5 separate regions of the Mus musculus genome follow, and all the other regions are linked to region 1. Evidence: chromatin loops called from intact Hi-C (ENCODE). Cell type or tissue: left cerebral cortex. All regions are shown on one strand. Region 1 has its middle 260 kb from the start of Gm6634. Region 2 has its middle 190 kb from the start of Gm23477. Region 3 has its middle 150 kb from the start of Gm6634. Region 4 has its middle 81 kb from the start of Gm23477. Region 5 has its middle 5.6 kb from the start of Gm23477.

Region 1 (5,000 bases):
GCTCCATAGTTCCAAGGGAAAAATTATCTGTGGAACATGGACCATAGAAAGCTAGGATTTAAAAATTATTCATTTTGTCACAACTAACAGCAAGTGTATGAGTATAGTTCATACAGAATATGAACTTGTACTTATTTTTTATGATTCTGGCAGGAAAGCCCAAGCCACATGCAAGTTGCTGGATAAATGTGGAAAGTAAAGCAAGAAAGATCATGGTAAATACTGCCATTGAGATAGCAATTCTCAGACCAAATTCAGATGATTTAAAGAATTGGAAGCAATCAGGAGAGCCAATTAGAGCTACTTCCCTGCTAATGCTAAATAACATTCATTTATAGTTGAATGTCTGAAATATTTGAAATCAATGGGAAAAAATGTCCACAAAGCAAGAAGCCAAAACCCTTGGTTCTCCTTGTTGGAGAAAATAATGCTAAGTGACTCAATCAAAATGAATCACTTGAGGCTATTGTGTAACTCAACGTAAATTACACCAAAACTACCAAATGGGGTTACAATCATGTTTGCAATAGAGTCAATGATATTTGAAATAAAGCCAAAGGAAACAAAAACAGACAAGGGCCACAGAGAAAAAGCCTGCTGTGCAAGGGAGGGTATCTCCACATTTATCTCCATGGTCCTGATCATTTTCTGATAAATATCTTGCACCTTGCATTCTTTCTTACATTATGATTAGGAGTCAGAGAAATGGAGAGTGTGCTGCAAGATTGTGCCTCTTAGAAAACTCAGAGTGAGTCTGTAACCATGAAGCCTTGTAGGCAGCCGACGCCTAAAAGATGGCACTGGTCTCCAGTACACCGTCACCGTAAACAACACCACTGCAGGTGCTAGCCGGAATCTGGCGCCAACTCCTCCCAAGCGGGTGCATGCAAATTAAGGTACCGGCAGACTGACCAATCCCAGGAGGACACATAGCCCTCCCCAGTGCTGGGGTGTATATAAGTCCTCCCTGGGTTCCTGGGGTTCCATAGCATCGAGGCATTCCTGGAATAAAGCTGTTGAGAAGAATCTGACCGACCGTGATGCATTTTCCTTGCCGGGTCGAGGTGGGCACAACAAAGCCTCATCAATATAGCTGCATAATGAAGGTCTAAACAACAATGCCACCAAGACACAATTGGGGGGAAGCACTCAAATCCTAGACACAAATCTATGGTCAAGTATAGAATGATGGAAGAGGAAGAAAATAATATTACGCTGAGAAGAGCCCCATAAATGGTTATCCAAATATAAGTGGTCAACCCTTAAATCATATGTGAACAGTTACCATTTTAGAGAATGAAAAGTATTAATGTATTTAGGAATATATATATATTATCATACACAAAGACACATGCAAGTGCACACGCGCACACACACATACACACACACGATAACAACTACAGAAAAAGAGTCCTTGAATTTGAAAGAGAACACTGACAACATTAACAGGAGTGTTTGAAGGAGGGAAGGGAAGGAGTAATAATGTAATTATAATTTCAAAAACTTATAGCAACCCTATATTTTGCTACAATTTACTACTAGAAGATGCTATTTAATAAAAAATAGAAATAAAGCTTTTATTATTTTAGCCTAAATAAAAGAAATTCTGAAATATAGAGCAAATATATATATACATATATATGTGTGTGTGTGTGTATATATATATATATATATATATATATATATATATATATATATTCACTGAACTACTTTACAAACTTGCTATTCCTTTGACTTTATGCAGATTACTTTTGCAGAGACCAAATCACTCACTATGATTTGCATTCCAGATTATCAGTCTCTAGTTCTGAACCATATGTACACACAATCTGAATGAAGATTACATACATCATTTCCTATGCTAATCACCATTGGAGCAAAAAGCAGACACTAAAAAAAGCCAGCCAAAGTCTTAGTAATTTTTTTCTCATAAAAAATGCAAACAACCATGTAAGTCACTTTACTTTCTGCTTTGTAAATAGCCACTCAAGTATACTTCTTTCTTCTGAAGAGGAAGGGAAGAGGAGAGGGTGTCATTTATCACAACAACCTGCATCCAAAATAGCAATTATCTTAAAGATATTTGTGGGAAGAAAATGACAAATGTTTTATACCTTACATGGAAGAGCTGAGGCTGCAGCTGGCCTTCAAAGTTCATTTTATTACTTTATGATTCAGCTGTGTCTGCCAAAAGGCATCATTCAAAAAAAAAAAAAAAAAAAAAAAAAAAAAAACAATGAAGTTGGTAATTAGGTGTCATCCTATAAAGTCCCAACTAAAAATCTTAACTTTTGGTAAATTTTGACCTTAACATCAGGATCTGCTTCACCGAAATACTTCATTAGTGTTAAATTTTATGTCTGACGATTGCAATAGATCATTATATGCCATTGATGATTTGTTTGCAATTAAGTACAAACCTGTATTGTGATATCATTTCACTAAAGGCAAATTCCCAGCTGAGGAACAGTGACTCAGGCTCACACTGGAATTTACAGATAGCTCAGATTATTGTCAATGTTGATTGTGACTCACAGGAATCACATGAAAAAAGAAATGATAAATATAAATATCTGTTTTGAAATATCTTTAAAAACTAGTTCTAGGCTGCGGATGTAACTCAGTGGCAGAACAGTTTCCTAGTATGGACAAAGCTCTGGATTCCATCCCCAAAACTGCCTTAGAGAAAAATGCAAAGAGAATGATTCCACACGTACAAATAAGTGCACATCAAAATCATGGTATTCTTCCACTTGGCTCCAAAGACAAATTTTCTGCTTTTTTTTTTTTCCTGCTTTTAAGTGCATCCCAGACAGACCAATAAGCCTTGGAGTATCAAAATAGCAATCTACTTTTAAGTGTTTTAAGCTAGGAAGGTACTCAGGATCTTTAAGCTAGGAATATTCTTGACTAAAAGCATCCACCCTTATCTCCTGGCTCACCATTTGTCTTTTCTCCCCAACTCTGCTGCCTAGATAGGTTACTTCTTCCTTATAATAGCTGCCACCTCCTAGAGTGCTATCTGCATCTATTCTTGCACAGAGACAGGCTATTTTCCACAGTACATTGTTTCCACTTATCTCTCAAAACCTAAAAATGGCATTCCATATCTGTGACGATCTGGATTCTGGCTACTTCTGTGAATCATCTTTTTCCACTCTCACTTGCTCAATCTAAATTAGCCACAGTCTCTCTCTATAAACATATACATGAAGCCTCTTTCCCTCTCCCTCTCCCTCTCCTTCTCCCTCTTCCTCTTCTCTTTTCCTCCCTCCACTGTTCCCTCCCTCCTTCCTCCCTTCTCCAACACACAGAGTGCTCAAAATTAAGTCCCTGAATACATTTAAAAACCAGTGAAAAGCCTTCAGTGATTACTACACCCGGAGAGTGTCTGCCTGTGACTATTCTCTGTTCAGTTCCCTTCAATGTTTACTTTTTTCAATATGACTTTATTTTCTCATTAAATGTATCATTATCATCCATCCTACCAAATTTACATGAATCCAAGAACAAATATTTGCTTTTTCTAGTGCAGAATCTCCAACACACTGGACCAGGGAACCAGTAAGTAGTTGTTCAATGAAATAAATTATCCTTTTTAATTGAATTTGAGCATTGGTAGTCAAGGATGAAATGTTGGAAGTAGGTGTGTGTGTGTGTGTGTGTGTGTGTGTGTGTGTGTGTGTGTGCGTGTGTTTATGCTTATGTGTGTGAATTTCTTGTTAAAGTAATAAAATTTCACGGTGGAGAAAATAGTACTGCAAAGAGGAAATAAATAGAAATTATGATTACCATTAATTTGATCATTCAAAATAAATATTGTTAACATAGTGAATATGTTGCTGAGCTCTTTCTTTACCTAAGAAAATTCTATCCTTAATATTAAATGTATTTTCACTTGAGGAAAATATATTTTAAGTCAATACTAATCATGGTCTAGATGATCAAAATATAAATAATGTTGATCTACTTTTTAAGCATTTTGGAAAACTAGGTCAGTTGGGTTTGCTATAACTCAACCTTTTCTTTGCTTAATTTTTAATATAAAATTAATAAAATTGTCATTTTTTCTGGTTGGTTTTGTGTCAGTTTTATACAATCTAAAGTCATCCAAAAGGAAGAAGCCATAGTTGAGAAAATGTTTCTGTAGGATTGGGCTGTAGGCAGGCTTTTAGAGTATTTTCTTAATTGGTGATAATGGAAGAGTGCCAGCCCATTGTGATTTGTGTGGCCTAATGGCTGGTAGCCTTTGGTTCACAAAGAAAGCAGGCTCAAGTTGGGATCTCTAAGTTCCCTCTCCCTACTGTTGGACATTTCATCAAAGGGCTCTCCCTATGAGTCCTGAGAGTCTCTCACCTCCCAGGTATCTGGTGCATTCTGGGAGTTCCCCCCAACCTCCCATTTCCTGAGGTGGCCTGTTTACATTCTTTCTGGTGGCCCTCAGGGCTTCAGTCCTTTTCCCTCACCCAATACCAGATTAGGTTTCCCTCTACCCCCCACTGCCCCCCAACCCTGTCCACATTCCTTCCTAAGTCCATCCTGTCCTCCCTTCCTACTTGTGATTGCTTTCTTCTCTCTCCCAAGTGGGACTGAGGCATCCTCACTTGGGCACTTCAGCTTGTTGAGTCTTTTGAATTCTGTGGACTATATCTTGTGTATTCTGCATGGGATTTTTTTTCTTTTTTCTTTGGCTAATATCCACTTATTAGTGAGTACATACCATGCATGACCTTTTGGGTCTGTTACCTAATTCAGAATGGTATTTTCTAGTTCCATGAATTTGCCTGCAAAAGTCAGGATGTCCTTGTTCTTAACAGCTGAGTAGTATTCCATTGTGTAAATGAACCACATTTTCTGTATCCATTCTTCTGTCGTGGGAAATCTAGGTTGTTTCCAGCTTCTGGCTATCATAAATAAGGCCACTACGAACATAGTGGAACCCCCTGTGGCATGGTGGGGCATCTTTTGGATATATTCCCAAGAGTGGTATAGCTGGGTCT
Region 2 (5,000 bases), 120 kb after region 1:
GTCAGCATTTGGAAGCTGATTATGGGATGGATCCCCGGATATGCTATGACAGTTCTTATAAAGGAAAACATTTAATTGGGGCTAGCTTACAGTTTCATAAGTTTTGTCCATTATCATCATGGCAGGACATGGCAGTATACAAGCAGACATGGTACTAAAAAAGGAGCTGAGAGAGTTACATCTTGATCCACAGGCAACAGGAGACTCTGCCATACTGGGCAAAGCTTGAGCATAGAGACCCCAAAGTCTTCTGTCACAATAACATACTTCCTCCAACAAGACCACGCCTATTCCTGCAAGACCACACCTCCTAATAATGTCACTCCCTGTGGGCCAGGCACTCACATACATGAGTCTGTGGGGGGGCAGACCTATTCAAACCACCATAGAGATGAAGTTAGCAATGAAGTAATGTACCAATAAGGCTAGAGCCATTATGGCCCTGTCAGGTTCCAAAGGCCCAATACTTGTACTGAGGATAAAACCTTCAGGCAGCAACCATATGAGAAGGCTTGCCAGGTGCTGTTTGCACAAGAGCAACAGCAACTGCCCCATCTGCCCTTTGCTGTATGTACAGAGACACACCAGAACTTACTGATGGCCCACAATTTTAAAAATTCTATTGTTCAACTAACAACACAATAGAATAATTAATGCATTCACTGTTGTTCTGTAATACTTTAAAATCATAGAGTAGAGTGAAGGAATGTTGGACAATATGATGTGCCTACTAATGTTGATATGTTAGAACTTTAAACAGATTTTAATTTTAATTTCATGTAGAAAAAAACTCAAAATAATCACCATAATACCTGAACATTATGAAATAAATTCAACAAATGAGATTGCAATTATGAATGTGTAGTGTACTACTACATTGATCTAGCAGGGGTTACTGTAACCCTGTTCTAATCTAAGTGGACATTGTGTGTTTCAGAATCCTCTTAAAAGTAACACCTAAGGACAATCTGAATTTGAAAAAATATGGTGTAATGTCACACAATTTCTTATTAAATTTCTCCTTTTTATCTAAGTTTGTGTCAGGAAAATAAGAAAATCAGGAAATAAGAAATGCTTACTCCAGCAGGACTAGAGTGTTATGAATTGGATTTGGTATGAAAATCAATGCACTAAGGACCAAACTACAGTATAGAAATTATTGCATAGAGAGCTGTGGGAGTCCCAGGGACTATACAGACAAAGAGATAAAGTTCTTTCAGGATCCATCATTTGGGAAGAAGATAACAGGATACATGGAAAAAGAAGTTGGACCCCACATTGGCCTTTATTCTCTTACAGATAGCGATGACTCTATCATACCACCTCAAGTTACTAAGAATACCAAAGTTATAGCCCATACATAGTGCTATGCTTTCATGTCAGCTCTTTACTATATTTTACTCTCTTAGCAAAATTGCATTACAGAGAGTAAATATGCCAGGTCATGAGTATAGTCATATCTGTGATTAATAGATTAGACAATAGATATGTGTATGAATGTTATGATGTAACCAGAAAGAGGAGAGATGTCTTTAAAGGGCAAAAACAACAAAAAGGGGAGCTATTAGCCCTATTTAGGGCTCTCTCACAATGACCAGTGAAAGAATCTTTATGAAAGTCTTTCATACTTAAAACCTTAATTGTTACAAGGAGGTTAACAGTGTAAATATAACACTTCAAACTTGATAATAACCTTGCAGAAACCTGTTCTGATTCACATGATCAGCTGGTAAAGAGACGAAGGTCAAATTACTGCTAAACATTCTTTGCTGAGGAACAACTCTGTAATTCTGTAATGGAAGCTAAATTTCTTCTTCCAGGACCTTTCACTGACAACATCAAAATAAGCTCAAAAGACAACATGCCCAGAACAGCAGAGAATTTGAAGTCACAGAAGTGATACATAGTAACATTCTGTGACTCCTGAAACAAAAATGCTGGGGAGAAATCCCATAGTTCTCTGGAATCTACTAAAGTGAAGCACACTTTGGAGTTGACACTGGAAGTTATGCTTCAAGGATAACAGTACATGGTGTTCCATTGTTAAATTGATATGCCAGGGTATTCATTTAAATAAGCATGTGAAATTATGAATTTTGTGTGCATATGGCTTTATGTGTAATGCATGTGTATGCATGCATGCATGTTTATATGCATATATGCAGAGGCCATAGGTCAATATAAGGTAACTTCCTCAGGCATTCATTCTCCTTCTTTTCTGACACAAAGTTGTCACTAAATCTGGGACACACCAAGCGAAGAGGCCAGCTTACCAGTGAGCTCATTCATCTTCCTGTCCCTTCTCCACAGCCCACGGGCTTGGACTTGACTCACAGACACGTGTAGCCACATTTAGTTAGCTTTTTATACATGAGTTCTGGGGGATTTAAAGCAGTCCTTTGACATATTTGGCTTTCTCCCCTGTCCAAGAGTAAAATTTTAAGTGGAATTAGTGATAAACAATAGTCAGAAATATATTTGAACAGGAAAGGTTTCCCACTGCTTGTCAGAATCATTGTAAAAGAACTGCAAGTTTTAGTCCACTGACCTCACACACACTCTCAAAAGGATTTGCTATATTATATTCTGAGCTATTAGCATTATAGTAAAATTAATACCTTAATAACAATAATACCTCCAAGTCATATGAAAGGGTAGAATAGCACCCCTTGGAAGTTCCCCTGAGATCTAACTCTGGTTTTGCCCTTAATATTCTTACATCTCTATTCTTCAAAGAAATTTGTGGTTTTTTTTTTTTAAACTAATTCCTCCACCCACCACATCATGATATATAATAAATATTTCCTTTCCTTGCAATAAAGAAAAATCACTTAGTTTCCTAAATTCTATAAAACAGTCTTTTTTCTTTAGAGTTTTTAAAAGGCAAAACCTGGCAGCTGGTATCCAGCCAAGGAGAAAATAGAAAATGTTCAACTTGTTCCTGCTGCACTCTGAAGATGGTATCACTTATAGCTGCAATTGCTTCATATGCATCTTGGAGGCTGAACTATAAAGCTCTAAGTTTTCTGATTTACCTCACACTCCAGATTTCAATGCAACTTATTGTTGAGGATTTTCCAGAGGATAAAACACTACTAACATCTATGCCTTATCTTCTCGTCACATTTATTAATTCAGCTAGCTTAATGTAAAAGTAAAATGGGCTTGTATATGGGTCAGGTTAATACTTTGAAGGTCTCTCTTGTTATGTAAGCCCAGAAAATGATAAATAATAAAAAGTAAATAAAGTATTTTTAAATATGTCACTCTGCTAGAAAGGAAAAGGAACATCTCTGTACAAGATGTCCACTTTAGAGAAAAGAGTGAAAGAAAGGAGGAAGAGTGGATCTAAGAAGACAGGAAGGTGGGAAAAGAGAAGAGAGTGAGGGACTGAGATACTGAAAGAGGAACAGGGAAGGCCCAGCAAGGAAGCCCTCAGACTGTGTCACACAGAAAGTCTCCTTTTCTAAGAGTCTTAAGGAAGATATTGTTTGTAATTCAAACACAGTCCATAATAAGAAAGTACCTGGTGAACACCTGTCCCAGGAAGCGGGTACTAAAACCCAACAAATCAGTTTTCCAGCAAAAGAGATATTTGAGGTAATGGCAAGGTGTGAAATATGTATATGTGGCCAATGATTCCTAAGTATGAAAACATTCTACCTATAATGGCTTTGCCTTTTGTCAATTGTTGCTAATCAAAAACATATTTACAGTTTTCATTTTTGTTCATTTCTTATGTATCAGTAAATCTTTTGGATGAAGTAACCCAAAAGATATGTTGATTGAAGACATCAATGCCACATTTTTATTTTTAAGAAGTTGTTGCACTTTCTTTAGACGTTTTCTATTTTGATACCCACCATAGGTAAGGCAGAGATATTACTCACTTACAAAGTCAGAAAACAAAATGAGTTGTAGAAATTTTTTCATCTGCTTCTGAAGCTAGTAACGCTTGTCACAAAGATTATCCTGTTCCCCAAAGACAATAATTTGACATAGGCAACTGCCAAAGGTGCTGTCACATGTCACTTTAGGAAGTATAATTTTTCATTTAGCTCAATGAACTCTTCTTTAAATTTTATTTCACACGTTATTGATTCCATTTTTTTCTATTCACATATACCACATGTGCTAGTTAGTTTATGTCAATGTGACATAAGTTGGAGTCATTTTGTAAAAATGTTCACCCACTAGACTATCCTTTGTAAGCCTGTGGTGCATTTTCTTGATAGATAACTGATGTGGGAAGGCCCTGGTTGTTCTGAATGGTACACCCTTGGGCTGGTGCTGTAAGATGCTATATGAAAGCCTGTAAGAAAGCAGGCTGAGCAAGTCATGAGGAGGTTCAAGCTAGTTATAAGCTAGTTATAAGCATCCCTTCCTGGCTTTTACATCAGCTCTTGCCTCTAGGTACCCAATCCAGCTTTCTTCTCATGTGGAGGTGTTAGCTGAATAAACCATTTCCTTTCCAAGTTGCTTTTGGCCATGGTATTTTCTCACAACAATAGAAATCCTCACCAAGATAGAAACAGATACCAGGTCATGAGAGATCACAGTGATGGACCTGATCACGTGTTTTTGAGAGAATCATTGGAACATTTGAATTTTGAACTTGAAAACAGATGGAGTGCTCATAGCTCAGTGGCCTGTTTTTTGGGAACTCAGAGAGAAGTATAGAGAAGGGAGACCTCGCTTGTGAAGTTTCAGCAGGAAGCAAAGACAATCAGAGTTACTTAAGTGATATTTTGTGTTAAGACTCTGTGGTGTCTGAGCAAATGAGGCTAAAGAAATAATTATAATTAACAAGACCAACACCCACCACTGAAGTAAAGACTTTGCTTTTCTTGGACACTAGATGCTGGTCAGCTGGAACTAGGGAACTGGCTATAATCGAGACCAACATCACTGACTCAGGATCAAAGTGTTTCCTCTGGGTAAGCCTATGGTCAAGAGGTGGCCAAGGCTGAACCTTGTACTAGCAACAGAGCTTGGTAGTG
Region 3 (5,000 bases), 410 kb before region 1:
TTCCCCATAGAAGACTATTTTTCCTGCTCTACTCCAAGCTTTCATACGTTGCCTGTAGCTATTTGGGTTAAATGTCTACATTTTAAAGCAAACATGGTAAATTTGAGGCCTTACTATCTTTTGTACATTCTTCTTCACAAAATACCTTTATGTCACCTATAGACTTTCAATTTGGATTATGATGAATGACATACAATGCTCAGAATGTCATACCAGTTCAATGATGGCAAGTGTGAAATGATATATCAGTGGCCTAAAGAAAAAGAGAAATTTCTTATTCAGTTGGATTGTTGCTCAAAACAATTTAATTGATGTAGCTAAATCAAACAATTAATCATAGTTTAAATAAAACTCCTTGCTACTTTACCATGTGATTTCCAAGTCAATAATATTCCATATGACTATTTTAAAGAGTCGATTTATTTCAAAATGTTTATGCTTAGAATCTAAAACTTGGGCTGGAGAGGTAGCTTAGCGGTTAAGAGCACTGACTGCTCTTTCAAAGTCCTGAGTTCAATTACCAGCAACCACATGGTGGCTCACAACCATCTGCAATGTGATTGACACTCCCTTCTAATGTGTCTGAAGATAGCTATAGTGTACTCATATATATAATATAAAAGTAAATCTTAAAAAATCTAGAACTTGTTGGTGAAATTTCTTGTAACTTTTTCATATTGACAGATATTTTCAATTTTCATGCACAAATAGTTTTAATGAATTTATCTTATCAATATATACCCAAATGAAGACCAAGATAAATATTTCTCCTTACAGGAGCCTGATATAGCTGTCTCCTGAGAGGCTTTGCCAGTGCCTGACATATTCAGAGGTGGATGCTCTCAGCCAACCATTAGACTGAGCACAAGGTCACCAATGGAGGAGCTAGAGAAAGGACCAAAGGAATTGAAGGAGCTTGCAGCCCCACAGGAGGAACTACAATATGAACCAACCACTAACCTCAGAACTCCCAGGGACTAAACCACCAACCAGAGAGTACACATGGAGGGGCCCATGGCTCCAGCTGCATATGTAGCAGAGGATGGCCTTATTGGACTCCTAGCAGTAGGGAGTGTGGAACCTGAAGTGGCCACCTCCTGACCTCCACTGGAAGGTTGGGGGCACCAGCCCACCTACAAAACTTTTAGCCCCAACTTGTCCTGCCTACAAGAAAAGCTGGATCAAAAATGAAGCAGAGGTTGAGGGTAACCAATGACTGTTCTAACTTGAGACCTATCCCCATGAACAAGAACCAGTCCCTGACACTGTTTATGATACTCTACTATGCTTGCAGACAGGAGCCTAATATAGCTAACCTCTGAGAGACTCCAGCCAGCAGTTTACTGAAACAGATGTACAGACCCACAACCAAAGATTGAAAAGAGCATGGGGACGCTTCTGGAAGAGTTGGCCAAAGGATTGAGGGATCTTGAGGGGATAGGATCCCCACAGGAAGAATAACAGAATCAACTAATGTGGACCTTGGAGGGCTCCCCGAAACTTAACCACCAGCCAAAAAGCATACATGGAATGGACTGAGGGCCCCCTGCAAATATGTAACAGATATCCAGCTTAGTCTTTATGCAGGTCCCCCAACAACTAGCGCAGGGACTGTTTCTAAATCATTTGCCTGCCTGAGGATTCAGATCTCCTACATGAGCAACCTTGTCTGGCCTCAATGGGAGAGGATGTGCCTGAAGTGACTTGATGTGCCAGGGTGGGGTGACACCCAGGAGAGCCTCCCACTTTTCAGAGAAGAGGAGGTGTTACAGGATAGGGGCTGTGTGAGGTGGAAACCAGGAGAAAAGGGTGCTGTGATATGGATGCAAAGATTATAAAAAGAATCAAGAAGCAGTAAGAAATATGGAAATAGAATCATATTCATTTTCGAGACTATCTCTAAAAGTTTAACAGAAAGCATAATTAAATTCTGTGTAATAAAGTTATGAATTATGATTTAAAAGTTAGATCCTGTCATTTCCAACATCTTTTATAGATGTGAGAAGCCAACTAAGTAAAACAAGCTTGACACAGAACGATAAGTACCATACGATCACACTTTTATGTGGCATCTATAAAAGCTGGTCTTAGAGAGGCTGAGAGTAGAATGACAAGTAGAGGCTGGGGGGATAGGAAGTCATCAGAAAATGTAGATTATAGAGTGGTAAGTAATATTTGGATGGAAGAGACAGATACTTTTTTTTGTTACATTGTCCCATAGAAGCTTAACTATATATAATATGTTGTTCTTAAAACTGGAGGCTAGGGAAAAAAGGAATTTAAATGTTTTACCATAAAAAGTAAATTTTAAGAAATTTCCATAAACATATATGTATATTATGCATATGTAATGTGTATATGTATATATGCGTGCGCATACACCACACACACACAAACACATATACACACATAGTTGCAGAGGACCCATGACTAAGCCATACCATCAAGCTCTTCTGTTTGTGAGACCAAATCTTTTGGGTTCAGACTCCTTTTTAGGGAAACTGGCCTAAGATTGAACTCAAGTTGACTAACAGGCCAGTACCTAGCACCAGTTTCCAGGTTACCTCCCAAAAAATCCTATGTCCAGAACCAGTTTTCCGGTTATTCCCCAACAAATCTGTACCTCCAGGTTCCAAGCCTACCCCTAATACTTCACGTCCTAAGAACCATGGATCAGGAGGAAAACAGAAGCTTATGGTTTGGCTCCCAGCACCAAGCAGTTAGGTTAAAGAATATCATGCCACCCACACCCATTCAGATATGTAGCAGATTAGATACCCACTTCTTGCCTCTATAAATACTCTCCTGAAACTGGGCTTGGGACCCCTTCCCATTCTCCTGTGTCAGAATTGGTGGTATGGCCCCAGCTCGACCTTCAATAAAAGACCCTAATGCAATTACATCAGATTTGGATCCTTGGTGCTCTTTTTAGGGTTCAGAAACAGTTTCTGGCACAACACTGTGTTTACATACAATTCAGTACACAGGGATCACTACACATGGGCTTAAAGACCCATTCTGTCCCATTATTTCATGGGAGACTTATTTGAATTAAGCCTCAGAAGAATTCAATACCCTATAATAATGCTGAAGATATCTAATGAATGTATCGATGACTTGAAAACTACTGATAATCTCTTATTATGGACTAATTGTTTAATACATTGAAAGCATCAAGTAAAAACTATACATCCACATGTATATCATCTGTAATTATCTTGCTCACTTTCAAAATCTTCAAAGGCTACCTTTTCACTTTCCTTAGCATAATAATATGAACATAGTAGTTATTTGTGTACCTGAGGACAAAGGTAAGAGCCAACTTACACTATCATATTTGAGCACGTGAAACTATGCAAAATTTGTAATTAATGAATACAAGGAGAACACGAAGTTCCTTAGGGGAACTGTGTTGTAGCATAACTCAAATTACAACCTTAAACACAATTAAGGTTTTAATTAAATTTAATTTATTATAAATTGACTTCAATTTGATTTAATTGGAAACATTAGAAGTATTTGCAGTGCTTATCTGATATCAATCAATTTTCTAATGATTAGAGACAAGAAAAGTAAAGGACATTTTCCAGTGGTTAATTTGAATTTATTCTATTTGCATTAGGCTTAAGAAATCTATATTTTATAAAGCATACTAAGTAATGCATGGGAGACAAAATGATTTATATTTCATGAAACCATATCCATTGTCTGTCACTGTCAAGTATTATCTTTGTAATTCCTCTTTTTAAAAATGCCATTTTTTGTCTCAGCAATATTTGTAATGTAGAACATCTGTATGGTTTCATAAAAAGCACATTGCTCACAGCTGCTCATTGTACTGCCTGCAGCTGTGGTGTAGTCTGCTTAGTAATGCCTGGGCTTCCCATTTTATCCCTGAGAAGGAAACTATGAAGCCCAGATGGTGCATATTAATTATGTGGTAATGGGTGCTGGCTTGGCTTCTATTTCTCAGCAGGCCTCCTATTGATCTCAGTTCTGTCAGGAGCTGATACATGTCTGAGGAGGAGTCACTTTGTATAAATCTCATTTTCTTTATCAATAGAATGGAAATGCCAGTTTCAGCCTGTTTTCTCAAGCTCAGTGTTTATGAGGCTACACAGGATCATCTAAACCCAGGACTGACTATCATAACCAAACAGGTTCCAAGCTCATATACCTCTCTTACAGATTTTGTATTTCTCAGAATACATTCATTTGATGAAATTAATTTTTTCAACTTATAGCAATGATCATGAGTAGTTGATCTTTTTCTCTTACTGATCTTGTATTCCCTATAATAAAGGAAACTAGATATTATGAGAAGCTAAATAAATCTGACTAGAATATTCTTGAGATGTGATTTAATAGCCACATTAATATACAACCTATTTGGGGGCAGCATCCTTCTTTCTGTATTATTTTGTTTTTGGTTTTTGGTTTTTGGTTTTTGGTTTTTGTTGTTGTTGTTGTTTGTTTTTGTTTTTGTTTTTTCAAAACAGAGTATAGTAATGATTACTGTTTGATAAAATAAATTTCTGTGCTGTTCATTTGGTATCTAACAAAGAATACTGTACTCTTCCTTGAGTAAGAGTACATCTCCCAATCTCAGCATTTCTTAGTTGTCTGTGGCTATTTGTGTAGGGAGAAGTGCTGGGCTTTCTACTGTTGTTCTCCTTCTTTGGCTGATGTTTAAACTGGCATGTAGGTGAGATTTTATGGTCATACCTTCTGACATTACTAGGAGACAAAGTTTCACAACAGACTCCCTGATTCTTTTGGTCTAACAATTAATTAAGAGGATTGATATTGAGAGAGAGCAAGCAAGAGACTGCTGCAGGATTGTGGGAGAGGGAAGGGGAAATTATGAAATTATGTCATATTCTCAAAAATAAAAGAAATAACTATAATAGATTATGATGAAATGAAAATAAATCACTGTGGAATATTTACTTAAAATAATCCAGAAGATAGAACAGAGGGGGCAACTTTGAAGTATAATA
Region 4 (5,000 bases), 240 kb after region 1:
CCGATTTTACCTTCTAAATGTTTCTACTAGTAAAAGGGAAACCATGAAAATTGTGTGTGTGTATGTGTGTGTGTGTGTGTGTGTGTGTGTGTGTGTGTGTGTGCATGAATTTATATATGATCATGGATTCTAATGGTAAACTTTGAAGGAAAAGAATCTATTATCAAATAAACTAAGTCTTTCATGATGGGTATAACTAGGCATAAATTGTTGGCATATATATAAACAGCTAAGAAGATATCCAATATTTAGCAGGTTAGTTGAATGAAACCTCGATTCATGGTTAAGTAATGGTAAAAGGTTTTTTTAATGGTTGAGTAGATGGTTTTTACTGTAGATATAAGGAAGATTACAGCCAGAGGCATCTGGAATTGTTTAGTGCAGGGAGAGTAGGTAGACTAAATATAACCAGAATACTGAACTGGGTCATGAGAGGAGAGGGTGGGATAAGAGAGGAAGAGAAAGGCAGCAAAGGGAACCAAGGAAGAAGAAGATCAAGAGGGCTCGTGGTAAAAATGGCAGTGCTATATAGGAATCAGGAGCTGGGGAAGGGAAGCCTATGAACTATGAAATTTAGGACAGACAGCAGGGAGGGTGTGAAGAGCTGAGAGGAGCCACAGGTACTGAGTGAACCTGGAGACCAGCATTCTCTTTAGTATACTAATAGGCCATATACTAATAGTTAGCCATTTGTTCCAGGTTTCTTTTGAACTTGACATTCTAGTCTTTATGTTCATGATAATCACTTAATCTATTCTATAACTGTATTTTAACTGAAATTAGGTAGTCATTGTCAGGATTTAGGAAGGCTAGAATGCTATTTAAAGACTGGGTAGCAGGGCAGAGAGGAATTGAGCTAGGATCATCTTTCTTGCCACCCACATATTGTGGGACCATCTGGGGCTAGTGAAGTGTAGGCAGATTTGAAGTAATCTAGAAATTGCAACTTTGAAGCAGTCTAGAAGTTCTGGTTCAAGTCAGAGGCTCTGGATGGTTGTAAATTCTATCAAAAGTATCTAGGTTATATGGGTTTTCAGCAACTCTGGGGCAAGCTTATTTTTTTTCACAATTTATGGTCTTTGATTGAAAATCTGTTGGGACAGATATAGACTAGCGACAGGAGGTAAAGTTAAGGAGCCTAGGGGAAAAATCTTGAGTGTATACTTGAACCATTCAGGCCAATGGTCCTAACAGTTGAGGCTGTGGAAGTTGTCTCAACACTAGAAGCATAGACAGACAGACAGACAGACAACAGATGAGAGGGGGGAAGGGGAGGGGGGAGGGGGAGGGGAAGGAAGAGGGAGAGGGAGAGGGAGAGGGACAGGGAGAGGGAGAGGGAGAGGGAGAGGGAGAGGGAGAGGGAGAGGGAGAGGGAGAGGGAGAGGGAGAGGGAGAGGGAGAGGGAGACGGGGAGAGAGAGGGAGCCCATTCTTAGGAACAGGCAGTAGGGTAGGCTGGCTAGCTTAGGATATTGATTGACAGAAGTACTTATCTGGAGTCCTTTTGACCTTGTCATGTGGATATAAGTCCATGAAACTTGCACGAATTCTTTTAAGTTTACAAAAATATAAGAGTTTTAGACATTTAGATGTTAGCAACACAACTGTTTGTAATCTTTACTCAAATTCACATTGTAGAAACATCAGTAGTCTCATATCTGGGAAAAGACACCTTAGTATGATTAAAAGTAATTCAGAGTCTTAGGGAACTAGAAAAACTGAATTGTGTGCACCATAGGCACCTGAGTGTTTATCGCCCCAGTATCTTGAAAGAACCAAGTCATATTGTTTCAGAGAAAGTACACCCTTCATGGAAACACTGAAATTGGCATTTCCTTAGAGAAAATGAGTGCATTTTTCAAAGGTGCTTAGATGGCATTCTTTGTTGGCTGGAAATGTGATGTATCTGATGCTTTTAAATGGGTTATCACAGAAGAAGAATTTTAGAGATCTTGAATGGAAAAAGGACACACATACACACACACACAAACACACACACAATGGCATAAAAAAATGAGACCCCTGTCCTGCTAATAAAGAGGAGAATCATGCCTACCAAAATGGTCCAATCTATAGAATCTTCCCTGGGGAGTAGCTAACCACTGAGACCACTGAGAAGTTCCCTTCAGACAGTTTACAGATCAGTGTGACTTTTCTGAGATGACATCATGGATGATTGAAGAGTATATTATAAGAACATCAAATTTTCTACTGTAAATCTTCCTTTGTAGCTTCCCAAAGAAACCTTGAGCAAATAACCAGTCGGGGGAAAATTTTCAGTGGGGAAAGAGACACAGACAAATATCTCAGAGATCATTAGATAATAACTTCAAACTTAGTCCTCCAAAGCAGAGAATATTGTCTGGTTTTCATGACAATGTTTTAATATAGTCTGCTCAGCGACTGCTTCAAGTGTCTTATGGGACCTCATTACATCAGTTCCAGTGACACGGCATCACTCGTAGCTCACTACAAGGACATTGTTGTACTGGTAAATTTGTTACTTGGGCTGGATGTGAAGGGAAAGCTTGCCCTTCTTCACTTAGCCCTGAAGACTGAGGCCTGGAGTAGTCTCTAGGCTCATTCACTCGAACAGCTGGCAACCAACACAGAGTGTTGGCAGGCACCTTAACTGGAGCTCTTAGCCAGAACCTATCCATGTCACTGCTGAGTACAGCCTGGGCTTCCTTACAGCATGGTGGTTGCATGCCAATCACCATAAGCACTCTGAGGAAAGCACACAGTGCCAGAAGGAAGCCATATTTCCTAAAGCAGTGCCATTTTGCCCCATTCTGCTCTCCAACCAGTCACCAAGTCCCAACTAGGTTCAAGAGGCGGGATATGCATACTTAATGGTGAGTGACATGGTCCAGAAGATCCCACAGTTCCAGAAATGCCATTGCTCCCACATGGGAAAAAATCCTTCTTTCCATTTTTCTGGCTTTGAATCGAGTTCCAAAATGTACAGTTGGAACAAATATGCTATGAAACCAGAAAGCATGCTCACATTGTCTCCCAGGTGGATAGATCTTTTTAAATGACAAAGATTATTACATGCCTAATCGGAAACTTCTCCCACTGCAGCACTTATCCAAGATTTATTATCATCTGGGGAAGAACTAAACACTGCCCTTATTTGCCTGCTGCTCCATAAATATTGATTAGACAAATATTTGACTTTTATTCACTCACTGTATACAGAATTCGAGAATTCATCTACTATTGTAAGATAGGCCAACAAAATACCTTTAGTCTCCTATCTCTGATATAAACCAACTATCTGCTGTCTGTGAGAGACAGGGGTTTCGACTCTCTCACAAGGGGCCTTTACTTCTGACTTAGGAACCTCATGCTGTTAACTGGGCTGGTAACGCTATGTACTTATTTATGAACAGGAAGGTAACACCATGTTGACTGCCATGGAAACACTTGGCTATTGACTGGATATCATCATAAATATTGGGGTGTAATAGAAAACTATAGCTCAAGTATTAAAGAGGAATTTTCTCATCTTTGGCTGCAAATTTGCCTTCAGTGTCTTTACATTGGTATCTGTTAGAGGCAAAAGCTTTGCCTTTAACAAATATACCTAAGTTGCCTGTTGTGCACTAAACATTTACATCAGTAAGCTGTGGACATCTGTTAATATTCCATCAGCAGGTGCAGTCCCTGGGGACATAGTGATGAGCTTACCTGAGCAAGCAAGTCGGTAACTCCAAGTGCTATTCCTGTGGCCACATGGCAAGATTTTTGCCAGGAGTTGATCACAGAGAAAACTTATCCAGGCTGGTTCGAAAAGAGCACTGTCCAACATGCTGGCACTAGTACAAAGTGAATTGCTATAGCCCTGTATCTCCTACCCTGATTGGAATGATGCTGGGGAAAAATATAAAAGATAATTCTCCTAGTGGGCAGAACTAGCAGGGTACATATTGTGGTCCAGTTTTCCTGGAAGGAGACATTGCATGTGAAACAATTGAAGGGCAATGACTAATGGTTTGACCAGATGGTTGGAGACAAAGGGGTTTGGATAAACCTCCCAGAATTAACTAAGAATTCGAGATTATTTTTGTCCTATGCAAATGTTCAGTAAAAAGTTCCCACTAAAGATGAGGCTTTCAATAATCAAGGGGACAACTTGTTCTAAACGTAGATGCCAGTCAATCTTGATTTTCCTCCCCCAAATCCCAGGCATGTTTACATAACATGTTCATTTAAATTGCAGCCATGGCACTGTAAGGGGATTTTGAATAGACTCAACAAATGGACTCCTCACTAATACAAATTTGGCTATCATCAGGATTGAATGCCCAATTTTATAGCAAAAGCCACCATCTCTGAACCTCAGGCAGGTCCCCATATCCAAAGGAAAGCAGATAGCCTGTTGGCAGCAAGTTGGTTATTTTGGACCCTTCCCCACAGTGGATTTTTCCTTATTAGAATACAGACTTATTTTGGATCTGGATTGGCAGGCTCTGCTTGCCTCTCTTTGCCAACAATACCATCTGTTAACTTCCTGAATGTCTACTCATTACGAAGTTAACCCAAACAATATTACTTCTCACTAAGAAAGCTTAATTTATAAAAGAAATAAGATAATAAGGTGATGTGCATGAAATTCGCTGACATTTTTTTGCCAAAATAACTAGCCATCTAGAGTATTAAAATACATTATTAAATACTCAGTTGCAATGCCAACTACAAGACAATACTCTGGGAACCTGAGCGACTTTCTAATGAAATATGGTCCACATTGTTATGTTGTATTCTCAGCCACAATAATAAAATACACTCTGTGATTAAGGGGATAAAATGAACACATTCTTTTGATCTATCATTCTGGTTTATTTAAAATTATACCACAAAGCCTTAAAACATGTTATGGGAAATTACTTCATTCAATCTTCCAATGTCTGACTGCAATCATTATCACAAAATCATAGTGTTAGATTCATGTGTATACAAAAATAGTTAGAATGAAGTTATACTATTTGAGGTGGC
Region 5 (5,000 bases), 320 kb after region 1:
GATGTTTCTGTCATCAAAGAAATTTCAGTGAATTTGGAAGCTCTGTCTTGCAAGCTTCTATCACTCAAGAAATTATAAAGCTCTTTCCTATGCCAGAAATCAGAATTGAAGACCAAACTTACAACAAAGGAACCTGCCAGCACCCAGCTACAAGGATGTAAAAAGCTTTGACTTAGGAAATCAAGCCTAGATGAGACGTAAATTTCTTATTTTATCACACTGTATAATGTAATATTAAGATAAGGTATAAGGTCCTATCACTTTGTTGAATAATATTGAAACTAAAGAAAAATTAATTTTTAAAATGACATTGGTCTGGAGAGATGGTTCAGTGGTTAAGAGCAAGTTCTGCTTTTGCAGAGGACTCAAATATGTCTCCCAGAACCATGTCAGACAGCTGAAGTCACCTGTGACTCCAGCTGCAGAGGATAGCACTCCCTCCTCTGGCCTCTCATGCACACATATCTTCAAATCCCAATACACATACTAATAATGAAAACTTTGTTCTCTTAAAAAAAATAGGTACTTTTTCTAGAACATATTTGCCTCTTGAAGATTATTATAAACTAACTTTTTATAGATATTCACACGGAGATAAAAACCAAAATAGCACCGTGTGGTAAAGACTGGCTGGCACACACCATCCACATGCCTCTACTCCTGAACTCATAGCTGGATCAGTTCTCTCAGCCTCAGTGAAGCAAGCTGTAGAATATTTTCTCCAAAAGAGGGCAGGCAGCACTGATGTGTGACTGCGCCACTCTACACTTCCTCTGGAAGAGCCACCACACTCTTCCGAAGCTCAAATTAGAAAAACCATAATAATCCTGGAAAGCATGTGCAGACATGAGATGGAGTCGTAAGATGTGAGGAGTCTTGGTCCCTGCCAGCATCACTACTTGGAGAGCCAGAAATTCAAGCAGTATGGTTTTGTAAGCTATATGTAAGCATTGCTTCTGTTACACCGTTGGGGAAATATTTGTTACAGCAGCTACTGCTGACCAAATTAAATTCTGTCTGTGGCACTTTTAGATTCATGGACATCTAGATTGATAAGCTTGGCCTTTCTGCTGAATATTCTGAATAATGAGACACAATGGCACCATTGCTCCATTTACCACCCTTTTTGAGTAGGCTTCTAGAGCCTAATGGCTACCAACTGTATTATAGCTTTCTGTGTGTATTCTACTCAATAAAGAACAATGTGGACATGCAATAATGTCTGTTAAATTTTGTTTGACAAGGTTCGCATCCAAATACACGTATATTTCTAGCAGACAGATGCTTTTCATACTTCCTTCCAGCAATGCTAATGCTTCGCTGGAGTCCTAATTCTAATACCTTGTAATCAAGAAAATTCTAATACATTGTAATCAAGAAAACAAGGCTGCTCCAACGGCATGTCAGAAGGGAGTGTCAGAATCCACAGCACAGTTGAGAAAAATCGCAATCGCAATCTGAGAAATTCTATAAATTGGGGCAGATTCAGAAAAGAACATTCTACCCCCAACACACAACACACACACACACACACACACACACACACACACACACCCTACACATGAATGTGCTGGGAATTTTCATATTTGTGACCACAGAAAATTCCATATCCAATATGAATCAAGATCACCTAAGAGCACTTCAGATGGTCTTGACCCCTTGTTTGTTACTGTATTTGCCATTACTTCATAAGCAACAAATTTGTGGGAAATGTGAGATATTTAAAAGTACCAAACAGAATCCAGTTTTTAACTGGTTCTAGGCCAGTTCTACTGATAAGGAAAAAATCCAGCAAAATTTGGTGATAAGTGAGCCATTTCTATAAAACATGATCCTTTTTGAGCTACACACATACTTTCCTATTTTTTCAGTATATGAGCATCCAAAGACGCAAGAAAGCCAGCTGTCTCAACAGCACCATCGCAGCCCACTTCTGCCTTGTCTATCAGACAGGGGATCTGTGTTGCCAGCCTACTGTCAGCACTGGGGAAGAGAAAGCCAAGCAGTTATCAGTGATTCTCTGTGCCTTTAACTTTACCACATTAGCCAAGAATAATTAGCAATGGTCTGAAAAGGAATTGGATTTAAAAAAAAAAAAGCAACAATTCACACTTCAGCATTTATGCAAATCTGAGTAATTTAAATGTATGAGATGATTAAGAAAGAACCTTCTCTTTAATTCCCCAAGAGTATGTGTGTCCTTTTCTCTTTATGCAAATTTCTAAGATAGTCTGTTCTTTGATTCTTTTCTTAGATCACCACACCGCTTAAATATAAAACATTGTAAATATATAGGATGGAGTTAGAATCTTGCCTGTGGCTTCATATGAAACTATGTAAACCTCTAACAAAAGCAGTATTCAGACTGGTTTTGAATTGTCAGGATCAAGTTGAGAAGAGTGGTACAAAAAAAAAATATATAAACGCAAATGTCTACTACGGAAAGTCTTCAGAACAATTTGTCAGGTCTAATAAATGTAGTGCCTACATATAAACTCTTAAGTGCCTTAAAGCTTTGTGCCCTTGCATCAATTAACATTTAATTTGACTTTTTAACAACCTCACTTATCACTGGTTTTTTCCTGCCTGTGAAGCTAACAAATGTTAGAGTTTCAAAGCTGGCAGTTTATGATTACTTATAACCAACACAATTTCAGGGTAATGCAGTAAGAGATTAATAGACCACGGGGGATGACACAGCCACGGGGCTTGCTATAAAAAGAGGGATGAACTACCATAATAGTAATGCCTCTCTTGAATAAATGTATTTGAAAGCTAGCTAAACCGATCTCCAGAGGGAAGTCTTCATCTTCATTGTATTAATAGTGCTTTTAATTATACTTCAGTAGTAATGTTAGGCTTTTGTTTATAAAATAATAAAATAAATAAGAATTTTCTTAAATACCCTGTCTTCCGATACTGGAAGTAGAATGAAAAAAAAAAATTGTGTCAAGGAAGAGACTGAAAGAGGCAAGAATTTTATTCTCATACTGTTTTTTCATTCATAGGTAGTTGCCTCTCTTTTTCTCTCTTTGTGTGTGTGTGTGTGTATGTATGTGTGTGTGTGTGTGTATATATATATATATATATATATATATATATATATATGTGTGTGTGTGTGTGTGTGTGTGTGTGTGTGTGTGAGGGCGCCTAGGTAGGAGAGAAGAGGATATCCAGATCCTCTGGAACTAGAACTGTGGGCCTCCCGATGTAGGTGCTGGGAAGCACACTCTGTTGCTCCCTCAGACAGTAAGTGCTCTAACCACTGACAAATCTCTCATAAGCCTCCATGAATTTTAGACTTAAGTTAATAAAAATGGTGTTATTTTTCTATTTTAGGATAAAAATACTTGATATTTACACATGCAAACAAACACACAAATCTATTGTTGGTATTAAGAAACACAAGCATTAACTCCACTATACTGCAAAAAAAAAATTGCGGTAGCAAATTAGTTAATACTAAAGACAGTCATCCTGTTTTCTTTTCAAGTAAAACATCTATGGACCCTCTGGCCATAGTTCTATTTGAAAACTGGTGGAAGAAAATTTCCAAAAATGTCATATACCAGTTAGATGAGGGAGAGTATCTAACACTGATTCTAATTCCTTCCCAGTTAGGCTTTTAGCCTCGGCCACTCGGCCTCCATCCTCCTCAGAGTCGTCTTTCCAAATCAAGTGGGATGAAGAGCAAGCTCTCAATTGTAGAAGCATAATGTAGCCACAGTCCCAGCTCTCCCTTCCAGTTATGGTTAATCTGAACTCTGTATCTGGGCTGACAGTAGATACGTGATGATTTTGTCTATGTGAATAATTCCTCCAAAGACTCAACCCCATTTCCCCCACCCCACTCATTCCCACACTGTAGTCTGCTCGCTGAAGAAATCAACCAAAGCACTTTATAGGAAGTCTAAGATGCACTGCTTTGAATCCATTCAGTAAAGGATTTCCATTCAAATAAATTGTTTAAAATCAGTATGTCTGTATTTGACAATCGGAAGATGTGGAGATTTTATTGCTAAGCTTGTGTTCAATCTTTCCTATGATAATTCTATCATATTCATGTACTTTTATCAAAAGTAGCTGAAGCGGGAACTGGAAAGAGGACTTAGCATTCAAGAGTATTGGTTTCTTTTCCAGAGAACCCTGGTTTGAGTTCCAGCCCTCAAAATGTGGCTCATAACTATCTGTTACTTGAGTCTCAAGGGATCTAATACCTTTTTCCAGTCCCCATGGGTACTGAAAATGCATGATACACAGACATACATCAGACAAAACACTCAAACATATAAAATAAGGAGAAAAGAAAAACACTTTTAAATGGCTGAAGCAAATTTTTGGAAAACACAAAATTTCAGATGGGTTTTGATTTTTTAGGCTTTGGATACATGTGTGTGAGCTGGGTACAGTCTGTGTCAAAATACTAAATAATCATATTGCAAAGAAATTCTCTTTTATAAACTAAAAGCATCTAATGGCTTAATTTATTGAAAAAAGAAGAGCTGATTTAAACCACATATCACTCAAAGATATTTTGAATAAATTACCTATGCTATATGTTAAAAGGAAAGAAGATTTGTACATATATTTTGTGTATGCATATATATATATACATATATATGAAAAAAGAGTTATAGTAAATCAATGAAGTTGCTATTATCACACTTCCAAATTCTTCCTATCCTTTGAGATTATCTAATTAGTACTAGGTTTTCAATACCCTTTTACTCACCATTTCTCTATAATGTCCCGAAATTTTTATGTAGAAGGCTCAGTTTAGTTCTATAACTAGTTATTTCCATGCATGCTTATATATTTGCTAGATATTCAAAATTTTTAATAAAATTAAATATGATTGTATAAGAATTTCATCAGTTCTACACCTTAGTGTCTTATGGCCTGAGGGAACCTAGATGATGCTGTAAAATATGCACATTCTAGCATCTATCCAAGTTTACTCCCCAAATAAGATTCTTACTCAGAGAATGCACACCATCTAC

What was found. Hi-C counts contacts between places; a loop is a spot of excess contacts. Peaks named below come from ENCODE experiments on the same cell type or tissue, not always from the same donor. Only the 100,000 strongest peaks of a DNase experiment are listed, where the experiment ranks them.
Region 2: it touches region 1 in a loop (4-fold over the local background); 2 of 42 quality-filtered maps call a loop at or near these places.
Region 3: it touches region 1 in a loop (2.0-fold over the local background); 2 of 42 quality-filtered maps call a loop at or near these places.
Region 4: it touches region 1 in a loop (9-fold over the local background); 2 of 42 quality-filtered maps call a loop at or near these places.
Region 5: it touches region 1 in a loop (5-fold over the local background); 2 of 42 quality-filtered maps call a loop at or near these places.

The regions. Positions count from the first base shown.
Region 1 is chr3:70,542,175-70,547,174 of GRCm38, reverse strand. No RefSeq gene overlaps it. Among named protein-coding and RNA genes, the nearest start is that of Gm6634, 260 kb to the left of the region's middle. In left cerebral cortex, no CTCF peak of the experiment used is centred here; DNase peaks (open chromatin) are centred at 1,951 and 3,038; H3K27ac peaks cover 1,018 bases.
Region 2 is chr3:70,420,171-70,425,170 of GRCm38, reverse strand. No RefSeq gene overlaps it. Among named protein-coding and RNA genes, the nearest start is that of Gm23477, 190 kb to the right of the region's middle. In left cerebral cortex, no CTCF peak of the experiment used is centred here; DNase peaks (open chromatin) are centred at 2,310 and 2,936; H3K27ac peaks cover 953 bases.
Region 3 is chr3:70,956,556-70,961,555 of GRCm38, reverse strand. No RefSeq gene overlaps it. Among named protein-coding and RNA genes, the nearest start is that of Gm6634, 150 kb to the right of the region's middle. In left cerebral cortex, no CTCF peak of the experiment used is centred here; DNase peaks (open chromatin) are centred at 1,735 and 2,047.
Region 4 is chr3:70,307,146-70,312,145 of GRCm38, reverse strand. No RefSeq gene overlaps it. Among named protein-coding and RNA genes, the nearest start is that of Gm23477, 81 kb to the right of the region's middle. In left cerebral cortex, no CTCF peak of the experiment used is centred here; DNase peaks (open chromatin) are centred at 895, 2,671, 3,988, 4,432 and 1 more place; H3K27ac peaks cover 447 bases.
Region 5 is chr3:70,220,818-70,225,817 of GRCm38, reverse strand. No RefSeq gene overlaps it. Among named protein-coding and RNA genes, the nearest start is that of Gm23477, 5.6 kb to the left of the region's middle. In left cerebral cortex, no CTCF peak of the experiment used is centred here; DNase peaks (open chromatin) are centred at 769, 1,926 and 2,290; H3K27ac peaks cover 1,117 bases.